Linked DNA regions of Homo sapiens: region 1 is linked to region 2. A link is an interaction called in ENCODE POLR2A ChIA-PET data of the cell type or tissue named here. Cell type or tissue: OCI-LY7. All regions are shown on one strand. Each heading gives the region's core, and the rest is flanking DNA. Links, peaks and the distances in the headings are about the cores only.

The links. ChIA-PET counts read pairs that join two places held together with the same protein. Peaks named below come from ENCODE experiments on the same cell type or tissue, not always from the same donor. Only the 100,000 strongest peaks of a DNase experiment are listed, where the experiment ranks them.
Region 1: POLR2A ChIA-PET joins it to region 2 with 11 read pairs; 2 of 35 experiments call an interaction of 5 or more read pairs at or near these places.

What each region holds. Positions count from the first base shown.
Region 1 is chr9:17,016,853-17,027,227 of GRCh38, reverse strand. It overlaps LOC124902126 (a long non-coding RNA gene), which reads left to right and starts at 7,614. Exons shown (of 3, transcript XR_007061426.1): 1 at 7,614-7,703; 2 at 8,791-8,950. LOC105375983 (a long non-coding RNA gene) reads right to left here. Exons shown (of 3, transcript XR_001746628.1): 2 at 6,912-6,986. In OCI-LY7, for the core only: no CTCF peak of the experiment used is centred there; no DNase peak of the experiment used is centred there.
Region 2 is chr9:16,962,212-16,972,586 of GRCh38, reverse strand. No RefSeq gene overlaps it. Among named protein-coding and RNA genes, the nearest start is that of BNC2, 97 kb to the right of the region's middle. In OCI-LY7, for the core only: no CTCF peak of the experiment used is centred there; no DNase peak of the experiment used is centred there.

The sequences.
Region 1 (10,375 bases), core at 1,381-9,380, 54 kb before region 2:
GGGGAGTGGAGCTGTTTGGTGGATATAGAATTTCAGTCCCACAGGATGGGGGGCTTTGGGGATCTGTTATACAATACAGTGCATGAGGTTGACTATTGTACTGTACACTTGGAAATTGTTGGGAGGATGAATTTTATGTTATGTATTTTATGCCTCAATAAAAATAATGGAAGGGCAAGATAAACTTCAGGGAAAAAGGATAAATATCAACAAATTTAAAGAAATGGCAACACTGTGCACTATTTTTGCATATTTCTGATAGGTGTTTGATTCTCTCTCCAAAGTGGAGTGGGAAACGGGGAAAGAGAAGAGAGGACCTGGGTGGTCATAAGTAACTTTGTTATGTTGTTGGAAAAACTGGAACTACCTGGGACACCAGAAACACTGTGATAATATAATTCCAAAATTATCTTTTAGAATCTACCAGAAATCCTTGATTAGACACAATATCCCAGAATTAGATAATATCAAGACATTATAATTTCAAAAAACTTTCTTTTACTATAGCCCTTGTTCAGAAAATCCTTCTGGTGAGCATGCCCACATTTTCTTGCCATAGGAAGTGACAGGCAGTTCTGAAGGAGCCTCACTGAGGGCCTCCTGGCCACTCCCTGCCCCACGCTGTCACAGCCTACCCTGGGGAAACACTTTTTGTGAAGCCATCCTTCCTATGTCTGTCCACGATGACACCTCCAGACTTGGAATAAAAGACAAAAGGTGCCTTTCACTCTTCTCTCTGGTGAGCCAAGGTCCTTTGGTGGATTATTTCACATCAAGTCTCTCATTCGAGTCACATTAAAGAGATCAGAGTATGAAGAAAATCCCACATCTGTGAACCGTTTGAAGTAATTTCCTTGTTTTTCCTATGATTAGAGCACCAGACTATACAAATCAATCTGAACTCAAAATCCTGATTATTTTCATTTTATATTTTCAATTTATTATTTTTGAGCCATGTGCCCTTTAAGAATTTTGGCTGAACAGCTCCCATTCTCACACTAATTCACTTTTACCAGAAATATCTACTCAACACTTACTATGTTCCAGGCACTGTTCTAACCACTGGTAATATAATAATTGACAATACAGACATGATCCCTTCCTCTTGAGGTTTTCCACTTAGAAAATAAAAATTGACAGAAAGTGAAAAATAGTAACAGACTATAAACTTTTGAAGCAAACACAGTTATCACACAGTGCAAATGATGGAAGATGGAAGTACACGAAGCCTAAGAGATTTTTTTACTGTAAGTTTCTCATGGTTAGTATAGAAATATAACACTAAATTTCCTAATTTTAAATATGGACACCAGTGTTTCAAAAGCTCTAAATCAACTACTAACATTACAAACAGTCCAAGTTATGGTCTAAATTTCCTAACCTAATATTGGTGTTTGGGGTTTTAATTTTCTGAACCAATTTTTTATATAAAAGCAAACACAGGATGAATTTGTGTACAAATGAGATCGGGGTTAATACAAAAATATAGTAGAGATCTTATAAATATTAGATTATATACTGATGTAAAAACTTAGTATACCAGAAGGGTAAAAATTTAAAATGTTATTAATGAATTTTAAAATCTACATAATAAAAAATCATACCCCATTGCACACAAGGATAAATTGACTAATTCCTTCCATCTTGAGGTATGAGCATTGCATTACTGACCATTTTAAAATAAGAATTCATGCCTTACATAATTGAAACCTGATCTTTTTTCTTCTTCTCAGGCACTGTACCTACTTACAGATGTCCTTTGTGTGGCAATAATATTTATATTAGTTGAGACAGACTACACCATAGTTTTCAAATGAATTTTCTTTTTGCTTTGGGAGTTGTCCATGTTGGTTTTGAGAAACTCCCTATTTTTGAAGGTCAAGGAGTTAAAAAACACTAAGGCAAAATAAAAATGTTGAATGGTTTTCTGTGTTATTCTAATTATTCTTACCTTGGAAAAAGTGACATTGTAAGATAATATTTATCAACCAGTCTTCTTGAGAGTTAATGATAATTATTACAACAATTGACACTTATTACATGCTAAACATGTGCCCAGTACTCTTTTATGAGCTTTGGGTGCATGGTCACATTTATCCTCCTAATAGTCTAAAAGGAAGGTAATCATATAATCCCCATTTCACAGATGAGTAACCCGAGACAAAGAAAGGTAAAATAAATTTCCCAAGGACATTGATTAGTAAGGAGTAAAGCTATAATATGAAACCAGGCAATTTGACACCAACGTCTACACTCTTTCCTCCTTTTCTAATCAACATGGAGAAAAGTGCACAAATCATAAGTGTGGGGCTAAGTTAATTTTCATAAATTTCATAAAGTAAGCCCACTTGGCACCCAGATCAAGAAATGGAGCATGACAGCCCCCAGAACCTCCATTTGTGCCCCTGCTAGTTTTTATCCCCTCCCAGAAAAAAAGTCCTATCCTGACTCCTAACACCACAGGTTAATTTCATTTTTTTAATAAATTGAATTATACAGTATTTTTTCTTTTGGGTCTGGCTTCTTTTACTCAACATTATGATTATAAAAGTTAACCTGCCATGTGTAAAGAATTAGCCATGTTATTGTTAGTGTTGTATAGTATTGTAATATATGACTAGACTACAGTTCATTCTACTGTTGAGGTAAATTTGAGTAGCTTCCAGTTTGGGGCTATGAAAAATAATTCTACCATAAAGATTCTTATTCATGTATTTTGGTGCACATATGTACATTTCTCTGTTGAGCATATTACATATGTCTCAAAGTATAATTGCTGGGTCATAGGGCATGTGTATGTTCATGTTATTAGAAAACATCAAATTGTTTTCAAAGTGTTTATACAAATTTACACTTTGACTAGCAGCATATGAGAGGTCCAGTTATTTCACATCCTCGCCAACACTTGGTATTGTTTGCCTTTTTATTTTTGGCCTTTCTGCTGGATGCATAATAATATTGTGATTTAGATTTACATCTCTCTGATAACCAGCAACGTTAAGAAAATCACTTTCTTTTGTTTTTAAGACAGGGTCTCACTCTGTCACCAGGGCTAAATGCAGTGGTGCAATCATGGCTCACTGCAGCCTTGACCTCCCAGGCACAAGCAATCCTCCCACCTCAGCCTCCCAGACACAAGCAATCCTCCCACCTCAGCCTCCCAAGGAGCTGACCTCCCAGGCACAAGCAATCCTCCCACCTTACCAACCTACAGGCATGCACCACCATGCCCAGCTAATTTTTGTGTTTTTTTTGTGGAGACAGGGTCTCACTGTGTTGCCCAGGCTGGTCTCGAACTCCTAGACACAAGTGATCCTCCCGCCCTCGGCCTCCCAAAATGCTGGGATTATAGGCATGAGCCACCGCACTGGGCCTTGTTTTAATCTTTTGCCCATTTTTCTTTCTGTTTTTTTTTTTTTTCTTTTGAGACGGAGTCTCGCTCTGTCACCCAGGCTGAAGTGCAATGGCATGATCTCGGCTCACTGCAAGCTCCACCTCCTGGGTTCACGCCATTCTCCCACCTCAGCCTCTCGAGTAGCTGGGACTACAGGCACCCACTGCTACACCCATCTAATTTTGTTTTTGTATATTTAGTAGAGACGGGGTTTCACTGTGCTAGCCAGGATGGTCTCGATCTCCTGACCTCGTGATCTGCCCACCTCGGCCTCCCAAAGTGCTGGGATTACAGGCGTGAGCCACTGTGCCCAGCCTCTTTTGCCCATTTTTCTACTGGGTTGTTCATCTTTTGCTGAGTTTTAAAAGTCTTTATATATCCTAAATAAATCGTTTGTCACAAATCCTTTATTAGAAAATATGTATCCTGGCTGGGCATGGTGGCTCATGCCTGTAATCCCAGCACTTTGGGAGGCTGAGGCAGATGGATCACCTGAGGTCAGGAGTTCAAGACCAGCCTGGCCAACATGGTGAAACTCCGTCTCTACTAAAAATACAAAAAATTAGCTGGGCATGGTGGTGCGCACCTGTAATCCCAGCTACTCAGGAGGCTGACGCAGGAGAATCGCTTGAACTCGGGCGGCAGAGTTTGCAGTGAGCTGAGATCACACCACTGCACTCCAGCCTAGGCAACAAGAGCGAAACTCCATCTCAAAAAAAAAAAAAAAAAAAGAAAATATATATCTCAAATAATCCTTTGCCGTAATTATCATTTATTACTCTCTTTTGCCTTTTCGCTTCTGTAAAGGTGTCCTGATGAACAAAAGTGATTATATTCTTAACTACCACACTACGCTGTTTCAATCCTGGAAAATGATCATAATTTTTAGTGTCATTATAATAATGGATATCTTAGGAAACCTATTTAATTGACATTTCAAAGTTGTGTTTATCCAGAGTGGCCTAATAAGCTATGATTGATTATCTATAACTGAACAGCTTGTCTTTAATGATCAAACTGAATTTTATATCACATAGTTTATGAACAATTCTGGTTTTTTTTTCTTCATGATAAAGATACAAACATAATCTCACCTAGGAAAACCTTTCCTCAAGAATCATGCTGTTCCAATGACCCCTTTATGAAGAAAAAATAGAGATGAAATTTTTTAATAAAAAAATTTAAATTACTTTTCAAATGAGTTTCACCACGACTTTTTTGGCAGGTAGATAAGCAAATTGAGTAGTTTTCTAAATCAACCTGCTGATAACGGTCCCTTAGACAATATAATTGGTCCGGCTAATTGTGTTCTCATATTGTTCAAATGGCTTATTCCTGATATTTTCTACCTGGAAATAAATGGCTTAACTTCATTTTTTGGGTTTGAGCAATGAGGCATCTATGTTCCCCACGTTTGCTTGGTTTTACGTTTTTTAAAACTTTTATTCCTCTGGGTGTTTGTTTCCTAAAGCTTCTAGAAGAAGTGTCATATTTCAGTTGATTCATTTGACAGTAGAGATGGTAACACACATAAAAATTTATTTCCAAAAATGTGATTTGTTAAAGCAAGTGACACTTATTGAAAATTGGAAATAATGGCATATTTGGAAACGTGTCTTCCTTATGTTTTCTGGTTCAGTGGGCTCCATGTTCTTATCTAGAATTGCTTTATAGAGTGGAGCTCCTTTAATTATTACAGCAATGCTCATTTTCTGCTTGTACTTGTCAAGCAGATGCTACCTCCCATAATAGATAAACTCTGAAATCTCAATGGCTTAACACAACAGAAGTTTATGTTGGTAGTTTTACATGTTTGAATGGATAGGGGATTCTTTCTGTTCCACAGAATCCATCAAAGACTTGAGTTTTATAGAATCTTTGCTGCCTTTAACAGATGATATCTGAAGTTGCCCGAATCTAGTCAGCAGATGGAGTAGAGAAACAGTGGAGAAGCCAGTGGGAGATTTTATGGGTCAGGCCCAAGAGATGTAATTCATTTCCACCTACATTCCATTGGCCTGAACTTACTCTCATAGCTCCACCTATGAGCAAGAAAGGCTGGGAAATTAGGTTCCTGTAATAATTCTGTACCATGGATACCATGGACAGGGAGCCTGAACATTTAATGTATAGCTAGTCATTCACCATTTTCACCATTACCAGGCAATACAGAAAGTTAGGACTAGAAGGCAAAAAGGAGCATTTTGTGGAGTTGAAACTCTGCCATTACAAAGGGATTCAGCCTTCTGATGCAATGCCTTGCAATCCCCTCTGTCTAAACCCTACCATGGCTTGTTTGTTCCTGTCAGGTTTTAATCTCAGACATCTAATGAATTTCACTTCCTGAATTTACTTAACCAGAGATTCCTACCTACTATTTTCCCCAGGAACAGCCCCTGGTCATGTCTTCTGGTCACTTCCATTCCAGGACAGGTATCCACCTCTCTTCCAGCTTTCCGATTCACCCCCGTTCTTGTCCCCCAAACACTGACAATCCCCATCAGCCAATCCTGCACTGTGGCCCAGATGGGGCAATACGTTTCACTGGGCCCATTACATTTCTCTCTTGCTAATGTACCAGTTCTAGTTCACTTTATTTTCCAGACAGCAGTTCAGAAGAGTAGAGTTTCTCTTTAAGCAGCTAATGAAGGCTTAGCACTTTAGACATAATTTTTCCCTTAAAATAATATCTCAGCCAACTTATAATAGACATTTTTGCCTTTAGCAATATTTTTCAAGGGCTGATTCCTAAACCAACATTACAGAAGAGTCTCTAATTTTACCTTACCTTTAGCAGGCAGTTCTTTCAGTTAACTGGGATGACGAGAATCTAAAATAACTCTAGGTTGGGCTATGTGGCTCACACCTGTAATCCCAGCCCTTTGGGAGGTGGAGGTGGGTGGATCGCTTAAGCCCAGGAGTTTGAGATTAGCCTGGACAACATGGCAAAACCCTGTATTCACACACAAAAATACATTAGCTGGGTGTGGTGGTGTGCACCTGTAGTCCTAGATATTCGGGAGACTGAGGTGGAAGGATCACTTGAGCCAGGGAGGTCAAGGCTGCAGTGAGCTATCATTGCGCTACTGCACTCCAGCCTGGGTGACAGAGTGAGACACTGTCTCAAAAATAAATAAATTAATTAATTAAAAATAAAATAACTCTAAGCAGTATCATATGCTACATTAGGCAGATTCACCTGTATCACCAACCTTGTGTCCAGTCTAACTAACTACATCCATATACTGCTCTCACTTGGAAGCCACGGATTTTCACATCTAGAGACTTAACTTTTGCCTCAGCGATAAATGTATAAAGTGTAACTCTAAAGCAAGGGTCAATAATCTACAGGCCATGCCCAAATCAAGCCTGCTGCCTTTGTGCATAAATAAAGTTTTATTGGAACACAGCCATGCCCGTTTATGTATGGATTGTATGTAGCTGCTATAGCTTTACAATGGCAGAGTTGAGGGGTTGCAACAGAGACTGTGTGAGTCTCAAGGCTTAAAATACTCACTATCTGGCTCTTTACAGAAAAAGTTTGTTGATTCTTGCTCTAAAGCAGAGAGACAGCTTCCTATGGAGGTGATATCTGAAAAGGATTTTGAAAAATAAGAAACATTTTACTCATAAGGGTTAGGGAAGATGCAAAGAAAATGTTTTTATTAAAAAGAATAAACATTTGAAACATAGTGATATGTGTGAGAACAACAGTCTGCTGTGTTTTCCCAGAGTATAAAACCCAAGAAGAAGATTGATGAGAGATGAACAGCACAGACAGACAGGGAGAGGCCACATCAAAAAGACCTGTATATACTTCATGCTAAGCAAGATGGATCCCCCACCCCCCACCATAGTTCAGTATTTCTCAGAGTATTTCCAATCAATGTTAATAAAGTTTATGGGAAAAAAAGAAAAAGAAAAGGTGCCCCATGGTTAAAACTGCCTGCAAAGTATTGGGTTTTAATTACTTTCAACAAATTGTTGAAACATTTATCATTCAATAAGTTGTTGTGGGACTTCTCAGAGACTTTAAAATGCATATCTCCATTGGAAACCTCTAAGAAAAGGAATGCAACCTGTAGAGTTCCCAACTTATCTGACTACACATCCTTCTTTGGCTAATTACTTCACATGCTTTTCACAGAACTTGTATTCACTAAAGCACTTTGGGAAATTATGATAATAGTCAGCCAGTGGAAAGATTTAGACAGAGAGATATGACCAGACTTGTGTTTTAGAAGAATGGCTTTGGCAGCTGTATGAGCAAAGGGCTTTCAGGAAGGAAGAACAAATGCAGGGAGACAAGGTAAGAAGCTGCTGCAATAGTCCAGGTAAGAGGTTATGGAGAATAATGTATCATTTCCCAAAACTTATTTGCATAGCATATTTGTTGTTAAAAAAAAAAAAAGTAATAGACTTATCTTATCTAAGAGGCTTCCTAGCTGGAGTGAAAGTTGCCTCTGGATCAAGATCTTCCTGTTTGGAAGAACCACCAAAGTCTGCAGCTTAGCTTGCCTTGGGTCTCACTCCCAGCCACTCCCTAAATCTGGACTTGACATCAGTTTCCAGCTTTTAGTTCTTGCCGATCACCTGGTTTATCAAAGCTTGCAGGGTCTGTGACTTGCCGCTTTGTTTTTCTATTACAGCATTTATAGCTTCCTGGAGTCTGCTTTGAGCAACTGCTTTCCCTTGCCTTACCTTCCAATACTCAAGCTCTTCAGCAACCTCACTGAGGCTGCCTGCCTGCAGGTTGGTTCATTAAGGTGATTTTGTACACCTAACCACTTTCTGAGTTTCATACCCCTGTTTGCTGAGAACGGTGACCCACTGGCCCATGCTGGGGCTCCCCTCTGATTTCCCCGACCGGAGCACTTCCTTAGACCTGTCTGCTCTCCTTTTTCTAGCTTCTACACCAGGTTTTACCATGTGTAAAATTCCACCTCCTAATAACTGGCTGCTCCTTTCTGCCTGGAACCTCTCATGTTGCTGCAACTGTGACTGAGCCAAAAATTTGACAACAAAGACAAAAATCAAACTCTACCTGATTCTTTTTTTCAGGGGATTTCCAAGACTTCTTTATGCCTCCTCAGGCTTCCTCTGGGCTGAGTGATTCAGCTTTTCTCTAAACTTTTGCCCAAGAATAGATTTAGAGATCAACCATCCTGAGGATGACTGCACCCACACTTAACTCTCTCCTTCTCTCTACCCACCTTTAAGGGATGCTACAGAAAGTATGATTTAAGGTATCTCACAGAACCAGGCCAGGCCAGAATCTGATTCTCCTCCAGTCATGGTCATTATGGCTCCTGTTTCATTTCCGTCATGTGGCTTAAAGGCACTCCCCATCACAGGGCCATTCAGCCTTGTCCATTTAACCTTGTTATTCCATGCAGAGCACATGCTGTCCCAGGAGAGGTCCAGTTGGGAGGGGCTGGAGAGGTGCTAAGCCAAGAGGATCCAGGGAGAGCAGAGGCAGCTCAACAAGAAGGGGTGTTAAGGGCCTTGCTCAGAAGAAGGCTGGCTCCGAGGAGCACAGAGCGGTTTGGCTGGAAGGTAATGAACACTCTTTGTCCGGCAGCGTCTCCCAGATCCCGCTGCTGGGCTCTGCAGAGCTGGAGCTGGTATGTTTCAGCCGCATGCCCTCCTCACTACCCCTGCAGTCCCTGGCTGTGGTCTGGTCCTTTGCCGGGCCAAACTATGTGATCTCTTTTGGTGAGCTGGCAGCCACACGCTATGAGCTGGACTGAACAGTATATGTCCCTGTTCCCTTGACTCATTATTTTACAACTAAACAATCAGCACATTTCTGTGAAAGCCGGTCTCCTCTTCTGAATTCTGAACCGCTATTCATTCAGGAACACATTTTAAGCTTTTTCATCCTAATGAATGTCAGATTACACGTTCAGGAAAAGAAAAAGGATGGCTCTGTAAAGGAACCGTTAGTTACGTCTAAGTGATAAAAGATGTGAATGCACTCTCAAAGTACTTATTCTTAATTATTCCACTTCTGAGAGACTTATTTGACTGACCCAAGCCAGCTCTAGAAACATTTGAAGCCTCATGTTTCCGTCTGGCCTGGAGGACGCTGAGCTTACAGAATTCCAAGCCAACGCAGAGACTTTTCTTTAGAATTGAGATGAGGAGCGTGGTGTTTATTTATTTATTTTTTTTTTCGTTTTTGGGTATTTTGTTTTTTTTTTCCTACAGACTTGTGTTTCAGGAAAAAATAATCAGTGTCAGGCAATTGTTTTCAGGGAGTGTGGTCTTCTGTTTATGTTTTTAAAACTTCAGGTAAGAAGAGTAGACCAATCTCTGAAAAGGAAATCATGGTTGATAGAAACCACGTTGAAGGGAAGGGCTACTCTGTTTCTCTGAGTTCTTCTGACAGGTCTCACTTACTAGTCTCATGTATGTATGTACATCTGACATGAGTATAGGTAGAAAAATGCAGTAAATACATCCTCCTAAAGTTCTGACCAACCTGGAAACAACATTTTCCTCCTTATCAGTCTTTCACCTAAAAATTTATTGTATTGTAGAAGACGTGAATCAGATCAAACTCATGATTTTTGAGTTTCAAAAATTTGTGAGTGGGTTTTTAAGTTTTACATTATTTCAAGCAGGGTAGAAATCAGAATTTCCAAGGTCAAGGTTTAAAAAATACCATGAAAACTTCGGGTAAGAAGAGTAGGCTAATCTCTAAAAAGGAAATCACAGTTGATAGAAAACCATGTTAAAGTTTAATTCTCTAAAGTTCCTTTCAAGATGGGACATTTAGGTAACATTTATACTGCATTTTGGCAGGTTCTGGGATACTTGTATGTATGTACTCAAACTAATAATAATGATTTTTCGAAAGAGGGAGGGAGGGAGGCAGGCAGGGCAGGCAGGCAAGACACCTAAGTATAAAGGGGTCCCTGGAGAACCTCCAACCGGCCTGTGCATGGGAAGAACAGGGTGGAGCCATGGAAGTTCATG
Region 2 (10,375 bases), core at 1,133-9,132:
GGTAGCGCGTGCCTGTAATCCTAGCTACTCAGGAGGCTGAGGCAGGAGAATCGCTTGAACATGGGAGGCAGAGGTTGCAGTGAGCCAAGATCATGCCACTGCACCCCAGCCTGGGGGACAGAGCAAGACTCTGTCTCAAAAAAAAAACAAAAAAAAACAAAAACCATCAGATCTCATGAGAACTCACTCATTATCACGAGAACAGCATGGGGGAAATCACTTCCATGATCCAATTACTTACACCTAGTCTCTCCCTTGACATGTGGGGATTATGGGTGTATTAGTCCGTTTTCACACTGCTGATAAAGACACGCTCAAGACTGGGAAGAAAAAGAGGTTTAATTGGACTTACAGTCCCACATGGCTGAGGAGGCCTCAGAATCATGGCTGGAGGCAAAAGGCACTTCTTACATGGTGGTGGCAAAAGAATATGAGAAAGAAGCAAAAGTAGAAACTCCTGATAAACCCATCGGATCTCATGAGACTTACTCGCTATCATGAGACTAGCACAGGAAAGACTGGCTCTATGATTCAATTACCTCGCCCTGGGTCCCTCCCACAACATGTGGGAATTCTGGGAGATATAATTCAAGTTGCGATTAGGGCAGGGACACAGCCAAACCATATCAATGAGGATTACAATTCAAGATGAGATTTGGGTGGGGACACAAAGCCTAACCATATCAGTGGTGATAATGGTAGTCATCATGATCATATTAAACATGGTAACAGAGCTTGAATTGAGATAAAACCACCTGAGTCTCTAGCTTTGTGTCTTGAGCAAATTAGCCGTCTAAAGTCTCAATTTACACACCTGTAAAAAAGAGTAATAACAATAATACTTGTCTCACAGGGCAGCTTTGAGAATTCAAAAGGAAGGTATATGAAAAGCATTTTATTTTAATTTTTATTATTTTTATTTTTTTACTGAGGGTCTTGGTCTGTTGGCCAGGCTGGAGTGCAGTGTTGCAATCATGGCTCACTCCAGTCTCAACCTCCTCGGTTCAAGCTACCCTTGCACCCCAGTCTCCCAAGTGGCTGGGACCACAGGCATGTGCCATTATGGTGGGCTGATTTTTTTTTTTTTAGAGATGGGGTCTTTCTGTGCTGCCCAGGCTGGCCTCGAATTCCTGAACTCAAGCAATCCTCCCACCTCAGCCTCCCAAAGTGCTGGGATTAAGGGTGTGAGCCACTAGGCCTGGCCTGAAAAGCATTTTATAAACTGTGAAGTGTGATACAGTGGTTACTTCTTATTGTTGTAGTATCTTGGCCAATAGTTCAAAGACAGGATAAAAATTGCTCTCAAATTAGAAATAAAAGCAATAATAAATGAGTTTGATTTTGGACAAGGGTACTAAGTAATAAGTATTTAAAATAACCTTCAATCTGTTTTAGTCATAAACTGGTCTCATCTTCATACCTGAGAACTCAGAAAAAAGGCAATAAAATCACCCTATCTAGAGGAGAAAAGATGACTGAGTTTACTCCCAAAGGTTCAGGGCACTATTAAAGAAACCTTGACAAAGAGAAAGAATGAGAAATTGAAAATAGGAAGGTGACACAGGAGAGAATAGAATATAGAGACAAAGGCCAGGTATTCTTTGGCAGGTGAGATTTTTCACGGAGTGCTCAGCCTCAGAAAGGATCCAGAAAAGGGGATAAATCACAGTTATCATTTCCTTTTCAGTATTCTCTGGCTCCAACTTCAACAGGCACTTGCAGTAGAGACAAGGGAGTTTTGTGTACCAAAGAAACAGGGCTGAGACTTGCTTACACCCCAGTCAGTAATGGGTGCTAGTTAATGTGTCTGCCTATTCTTGACAATGTCCCTAAACATAACTGTAAAAACAGCACAAAGTACAATTAAGATGTATAATAATTATACATCCAGTATTATGCATCTGGTATTTTACCTCTTACAACTCTACACTAAGGCATTAATAAAACTTTTAGCCAAGAATGATTAAGAAAATATCTCCATCCCTGGATTGGTATGAGTTTCTGTTTGGTCATCCTGGTTCCAAGTAGTTCAGCAATTCTGTGTCTCAAAATGCTCCAAGTCACACATGGATTTGGTTATTTCCTTATAACATAGTAGAGTCATGAGTTACTGCAAATTCTCTGACGAACATTGCTAGAAGTTCTTTTTTTTTTTGAAATGGAGTTTTGCTCTTGTTGCCCAACCTGGAGTGGAGTGGTGCCATCTCAGCTCACTGCAACCTCCGCCTCTTGGGATCAAGTGATTCTCCTGCCTCAGGCCTCCCGAGTAGCTTGGATTACAGGCGCTCCCACTATGCCTAGCTAATTTTTTGTGTTTTTAGTAGAGACAGGGTTTCATCATGTTGGCCAGGTTGGTCTCGAACTCCTAACCTCAGGTGATCCGCCCACCTCAGCCTCCCAAAGTGCAGGGATTACAGGAGTGAGCCACTGTGCCTGGCCAGAAGTTCATATTTCTAAAAATAAACTTTGTGCATGGTGGCTCACCCCTGTAATTCCAACACTTTGGGAGGCTGAGGGGGGCAGATCACTTGAGGCCAGGATTTCGAGACTAGCCTGGCCAACATGGTGAAAGCCTGTCTCTACTAAAAATACAAAAATCAGCTGGGTGTGGTGGTGCAGGCCTGTAGTCCCAGCTACCCGGGAGGCTGAGGCATGGGAATTGCTTGAACCTGGGAGGCAGAGGTTGCAGTGAGCCAAGATTACATGTGGGTGATAGAGTTGAGACTCTGTCCCAAAAAAAAAAAAGAAAAAACCTTATAAATTATAAATTTTATTTCTGTTCTGATTTGCAAAGCTGGAGATTTATCTAAATCTAGAAGTTGGGATTATGTAAATTGAACGGATTATATGGAATATGCATCCTACACATCCTGAAAACCCAACTGATCTTGGCTGAATAAAGGTTTATTGATGCTCAGCTTTTTTAGGAAAGAAAGAAACAACCTCTGTGTGAGAATCAATATCAGACAATCTTTGCCCATTAATCAAAAACCAATGATTCTATGGTTATTTCTGAGCTGCATTTCTACTCCCACTAGGGGTTTGCTTTTTAATCACTTCATGCCCATTTCAACGTAGGCGACATGAGCAGAGAGATGCAATGCTGCTTCCAGCACTATTAATGAGTTAAATATTTGATTCTGAGATCTGTGAATCACACTTTGTCCCCTTGCTCATCTAGCTCTGTTCATTTTAGTCTATTTGTTAGTGTACATGTTGAGCTGCTGAGCTAAAGACATCCCAATTTACAATGACTGAAACAAGAAAGATGTTTGTTCCTCTCTTAAATAACAGTCCAGAGGTAGGTGGGCAGCCTACTCGTGGCTAGTAGGTGGCCATGACATCCTCAACTTCTGACTCCTACCTATGGGTCCAAAGTGGTTGCCGCAGTTCTCCCCATCTCACAGCTAGGAAAGATCTAATTATTTTAAAGACAAGACTTGGAAGTAGCTCCCATCACTCCTTCAATCCCATTGGCCAGAATGTAGTCTCACTCAGCTGGAGGGGAGGTACCTAAATGTGGAGCTGGGAACTCACCCGTGTGACCAGTTGATATTCTATTGTTATGGAAGTAGGAGAGAATGGACATGGAAAAATAACAGAAGTCTGCTACACTAGGTATACTAGAATGGAGCTTCTCAAACTTTAATGTGCATGTAAATTACCTGGGGACCTTGCTGAAATGCAGCTTCTGATACAATAGGCCTGGAGTGGGATCTAAGACAAGCTTTTCCAACAAGCATCCAGATGCTGCCAATGCTACTGGTCTGTGGACCACACTTTGAGCAGCAAGGAACTAGTAGACTCTCTTGATTGCAAGAAACAGATTTCATTAGACCGCCTTACGTATCACTTACTGTTAGGAAGGTTGCAAATAATCAAGGCAAATCTAGATGTCTCAGCTCTCTCTTGACCATACAGTCTCTATTTCCCTTTGCATGAATCTTCCATTTTTCTTTCATCCCAAGCTAGAAAATTCTCACCATATTTTCTGGTCCAAAATCTGACAGAAATACTAGCAACTAGCTACTTCAGTGAGACAGGGACCTCCCTCAACAAAGTGCTATGATTTTATGGGTCACCTGGCAGTCCGCAAATGAGATAAACTTTGGTTCAGTCAATAATCACATAAACATGAACAGCCTGACTTGGCTTCCCTTAGCAACAAGCAGTAGATGATGCAGCTTAAGCTACAGGGGAAGCTGTAAAGAAAACCGTATATAGTTTCAGCCGGGCACAGTGGCTCACGCCTGTAATCCCAGCACTTTGGGAGGCCGAGGCGGGCGGATCACAAGGTCAGGAGATCAAGACCATCCTGGCTAACACGGTGAAACCCCATCTCTACTAAAAATACAAAAAATTGGCCGGGCATTGTGGCGGGCGCCTGCAGTCCCAGCTACTCAGGGGGCTGAGGCAGGAGAATGGTGTGAACCTGGGAGGCAAAGCTTGCAGTGAGCCGAGATGGCGCCACTGCACTCCAGCCTGGGCGAGAGAGCGATACTCTGTCTCTTAAAAAAAAAAAAAAAAAAAAGGAAAAGAAAACCATGTATACTTTCATTGTTTGGATATTATAGTGAAGCATAGGAACTTAACACTTTGTGGATGAAAAACAAAAATAGCAAAGCAATACAGATTTATATTCTGATATGATGGCAAATAAAATTACTAAATTTAGTTTTCTACTCGTAGAAGTAATAGATGCCTTTGGAAGGCCAAGGCGGGCAGATCACAAGTTCAAGAGATTGAGACCATCCTAGCCAATATGGTGAAACCCCAGCTCCACTAAAATACAAAAAATTAGCTGAGAGTGGTGGCACGAACCTACATTCCCAGCTACTCAGGAGGCTGAGGCAGGAGAATTGCTTGAACCCGGGAGGGAGAGGTTGCAGTGAGCCAAGATCATGCCACTGCACTCCAGCCTGGCAACAGATCGAGACTCCATCTCAAAAAAAAAAAAAAAAAAAAAAAAAAGAAGTAATAGATCCCTGTTGTTTATACACAAAGGCATAAGGAAATAGAGTCCAGAAATAAACCACGTACATACACAATCAATTGATCTTTGACAAGGGTACCAAGAGTATACACCTAGGAAAAGGACAGTCTCTTCAACAAATGGTACTGAGAAAAGTGGATATCCACATGTAAAAGGATGAAATTGGACTTACTCCATACACAAAAATCAACTCAAAATGGATTAAAGACTTAAAACCTGAATCTATGAAACTCCTAGAAGAAAACAGAAGAAAAGCTTCAAGACACCAGTCTTGACAATGATTTTATAAATATGACGTGAAAAGCCTAAGCTTATCACCTCGCCCTTGTTAGGATGGTTATTATAATTTTTTTAAAAAAGACAAAGGACAGGCTGGGGATGGTGGCTTACCCTTGTAATCACAGCACTTTAGGAGGCTGAGGCAGGAGGATTGCTTGAGCTCAGGAGTTTAAGACCAGCCTGGGCAATATAGTGAGACCTTGTCTCTACAAAAAACAACAAAAAAAAAATTAGCCAGGCATAGTGGTGTGCGCCTGTGGACCCAGTTATTCAGGAGGCTAAGGTGGGAGGATAGCATGAGCCCAGGAGGTTGGGGCTGCAGCGAGCTTTGATGGGACCACTGCACTCCAGCCTGCACAACAGAGCAAGACCTTGTCTCACACAAACAAACAAAAAAAACAAACGACAAGTGTTGGCAAGGATGTAGAGAAATTGGAACCCTTGCACACTGTTGGTAGGAATGCAAAGTAGTGCAGCTGCTATGGAAGATGGTATGGTAGTTTCTCAAAAAATTAAAAATAGAACTACTGTGTAATCCAGCAATCCCCCTTCTGTGTATATACCCAAAAGAATTGAAATCAGGATCTTGAAGAGACATTAGCACCCTCATGTTCATTGCAGCACTGTTCACAATGGCTAAAGTGTAGAAACAACCTAAATGTCCATCAGCAGGTGGATGGTTTTAAAAATGTAGTATATATAGGCCAGGTGCAGTGGCTCACGCCTGTAATCCCAGCACTTTGGGAGGCCGAGGTGGGCGGATCACGAGGTCAGGAGATCGAGACCATCTTGGGTAACACGGTGAAACCCCGTCTCTACTAAAAATACAAAATAATTAGCCGGGCGTGGTGGCAGGCACCTGTAGTCCCAGCTACTCAGGAGGCTGAGGCAGGAGAATGGCGTGAACCTCGGAGGCAGAGCTTGCAGTGAGCCAAGATCGTGCCACTGCACTCCAGCCTGGGGGACAGAGCGAGACTCCATCTCAAAAAAAAAAAAAAAAAAAAAAAAAGGAGCATATATGAACAATGGAATACTATTCAGTCTTAAAAAAGAAGGAAATTCGGCCAGGCGCGCAGTGGCTCACACCTGTAATCCAAGCACTTTGGAAGGCCGAGGCGGAAGGACTGCCTGAGCTCAGGAGTTGGAGACCAGCCTGGGCAACATGGCGAAACCCCATCTCTACTAGAATACAAAAAATCAGCCAGGGTTGGCGGTGTGCGCCTGTAGTCCTAGCTACTCGGGGGGCTGAGGCAGGAGAATCGCTTGAACCTCGGAGGTGGAGGTTGCAGTGAGCTGAGATGGCACCACTGCACTCCAGCCTGGGCAACAGAGCAAGATTCCGTCTCCAAAAAAAAAAGAAGGAAATTCTACAATGTGCAACAACATTGATAGACCTTGAGGACATTATGCTAAGCAAAGTAAGTCAGAAACAGAAAGACAAATACTGCCTGATTCCACTTACATGAGGTATCTGAAATAGTGAAATTCAGAAAATCAAAGACTGAAATGGTAGTTACTAGGGGATGGGGCACTGGGAAATGGAGAGTTATTAATTAACACCCATCAAGTTTCAGTTAAGTAAGCTCTAGAGATCTGCTGTACAACACCATACCTATGGTCAATAATAATATATTGTACACTTAAAATTTGTTAAGAAGGTAGATCTCCTATTTAATGTTCTAACCACAATAAAATAAAAGATTAATTTAAAAAAATTGTTTAAGAAAATAGGCTGGGCGCGGTGGCTCACGCCTATAATCCCAGCACTCAGGTGGATCACCTGAGGTCAGGAGTTCGAGACCAGCCTGACCAACATAGGTAAACCCCGTCTCTACTAAACATAAAAAATTAGCTGGGCATGGTGGTGCATGCCTGTAATCTCAGCTACTCGGGAGGCTGAGGTGGGAGAATCGCTTGAACCTGGGAGGCAGAGGTTGCAGTGAGCCGAGATCGCACCACTGCACTTCAGCCTGGGCAACAGAGTGAGACTCTGTCTCAAAAAAAAAAAAAAAAAAAGAGAAAAGAAAAAGAAAAGAAACTCATAATTTTAACTTCAGTTAATGCACACTATTTTTAAATTAACTTTAAAATGTGGATAACATAAGCAATACCAAGTCATAGAAAGAAAGAAAGAATTTAAACAGAAAAGGCACACTGTTCATACTTTATATAACTAATCATGCTTTTTGTCTTTAATCTCAATATTTTCTTCTTGTTTAATGCCACATTAGGACAACTTTTGTACTTAACTATGGCCAATTGCTTGGTCCGATTCTTTTCTGATTCTCAGATAGTCATACTCTACTAGAGCTCATCTTCCTTCTGGAGAACTCCCGTCTCCATGGAAGGCCTCCTTTTTGTTTTGTGAGTTCTGTCTTACCTGTGCTGTCCAAGAAGGAAGTATATCATGCTAGTGCATGATTAGATGCAGCTGTTTTGGTTTTTGGTTTTTGTTTTTTGTTTGTTTGTTTGTTTGTCTTGAGAAGGAGTCTCGCTCTATCACCCAGGCTGGAATGCGGTGGCACAATCTCGGCTCACTGCAAGCTCCACCTCCCGGGTTCACGCCATTCTCCTGCCTCAGCCTCCTGATTAGCTGGGACTACGGGCGCCCGCCACCACGCCCGGCTAATTTTTTGTATTTTTTAGTAGAGACGGGGTTTCACCGTATTAGCCAGGATGGTCTCGGTCTCCTGGCCTCGCGATCTGCCTGCCTCGGCCTCTCAGAGTGCTGGGATTACAGGCGTGAGCCACCGTGCCCGGCCTAGATGCAGCTGTTTTTAATTAACCCCTCAGCTCTCCTCCAGAAGAATGACTCAGTATGACTTGGCGAACTGATGGTTTCTAAGGAGTCATACATATTTACAACATACCAATATGTTTAATAAAGTTAACCCATCTTACACTGTAACCCATGTTACAGTGCAACATGAAACCAATGCCTCCATCCTACTCATGAAATCCAATTCAAGTGACTAATCAGGTGGGAATGCTACTTTGCAGTGAGTGGAGGCCTCACAGTGGGAATTCAGAGCTCTGACGGACTTATTTTTCTCTTTTGAGCGAGAGTCAGGCGAGGGCTGAGCAAGACCTGAATGGGCTCCTTGGGACCATGGTGGCATATGTGGAAAGGGCACCTCTTACACATGGCTGTGTTGTGAAGCTGAAGGACAGAAAATTGGATGGGTGGTGGCTGGTCGAAACGAGAGTACGCATATTAGAGGACCAGGCTGAACACAGGAGTCAAGCCGCAGAAGCCAAGGCAGGGCCAGGAAGGGAAGAAGGCCAGACGATGTGAAAAGTGAAATGAACCAGAGGCAGCTGGAAGAAAGTCCGAGGATGAAAATTTGCCCACACCTCCCCTCCCGACTGGGGTCCTTTTAAAATATTTCTCCTGACAACTTGAAAAAGTATAGAAGATTAATAGAAAGGGGATGGGGAAACAGGTGGAATCTAAATGAGTCTCTTCCTTGAAGCAAAGATGCCAGGCCAATGCCAGGTAAGTAAGCACTGGGAATTACTATGTTGGCATAAATGAGCCAGTTTCCATGATTTCAAGGCTCACCTGGCCTGAGTATGGAAATTGTTCTTTATTTGCTCATACTGAAAATGTTGACTGAATAGAAGCAAAGTAGTACAAATATAAATTAAACATACTCCTTACTTAAACAAATTTACAAGAAGAAAACAAACAATCCCATAAAAAAGTGGGCAAAGAACATGAACAGACACTTTTCAAAAGAAGACATACATGTGGCCAACAATCATATGGAAAAAAGCTCAATAGCACTGACCATTAGAGAAATGCAAATCAAAACTACAAGATGCCATCTTACACCAGTCAGGATGGCTATAATTAAAAAGTCAAAACATAACAGTTGCTAGCGAGGTTGTGGAGAAAAAGGAATGCTTACACATTGTTGGTGGGAGTGTAAATTAGTTCAACCATTGTGGAAGACAGTGTGGTGATTCCCCAAGAATCTAAAACCAGAAATACCATTTCACCCAGTAATCCCATTACTTGGTATATAACCAAAGGAATATAAATCCTTCTATTATAAAGTCATATGCACACAAATGCTCATTACAGCACTTCTCACAATAGCAAAAACATGGAATCAAGCTAAATGCCCATCAGTGATAGACTGAATAAAGAAAATGTGATATATACACCCCATGGAATACTATGCAGCCATAAAAAGGAATGAGATCACGTCCTTTGCAGGAATGTGGATGGAGCTCGAGGCCATTATCCTGAGCAAACTAACACAGGAACAGAAAACCAAATACCACATGTTCTCACTTATAAGTGGGAGCTAAATGATGAGAACACATGGACACATAGAGGGGAACAACACACACTGGGGTCTATTGGAGTGTGGAGGGTGGGAGGAGGGAGAGGATAAGGAAAAATCACTAACGGGTACTAGGCTTATACCTGGGTGATGAAATAATCTATACAACAAACTCCCATGACATAAGTTTACTTACGTAACAAACCTGCCCTTGTACCCCTGAACTTAATAAAAGTTTAAAAAAAAAAAAGGCCGGGCACGGCGGCTCACGCCTGTAATCCCAGCACTTTGGGAGGCCGAGGCGGGCAGATCACGAGGTCAGGAGATCGAGATCATCCTGGCTAACACGAGGAAACCCCATCTCTACTAAAAATACAAAAAATTAGCCAGGCGTGGTGGCGGACGTCTGTGGTCCCAGCTACTGAGGAAGCTGAGGCAGGAGAATGGCGTGAACGCGGGAGGCGGAGCTTGCAGTGAGCCGAGATCGCACCACTGCACTCCAGCCTGGGCGACAGAGTGAGACTCCATCTCAAAAAAAAAAAAAAAAAAAAAAAAAAAATCCATACTCCTTGCCTTCAAAGACTTTACATTCTTGTGGCTATGGAGAAGTCTCTAAATATAATACAAAGCAAGACATATGTCTCAAACTTTGGGGCAGTTGAGAACCACAGATGAGAGAGGCAAGGGACCTGACCTCAAGTAGTTATGATACAATAATAATAAAAGGAAGGAGATAGGAGTAAAAATGGGAAATTATGAAACAACATATGTGCTGTGAAAGCAGTCTATGCTAAGTCTACAGGGCAGAGAG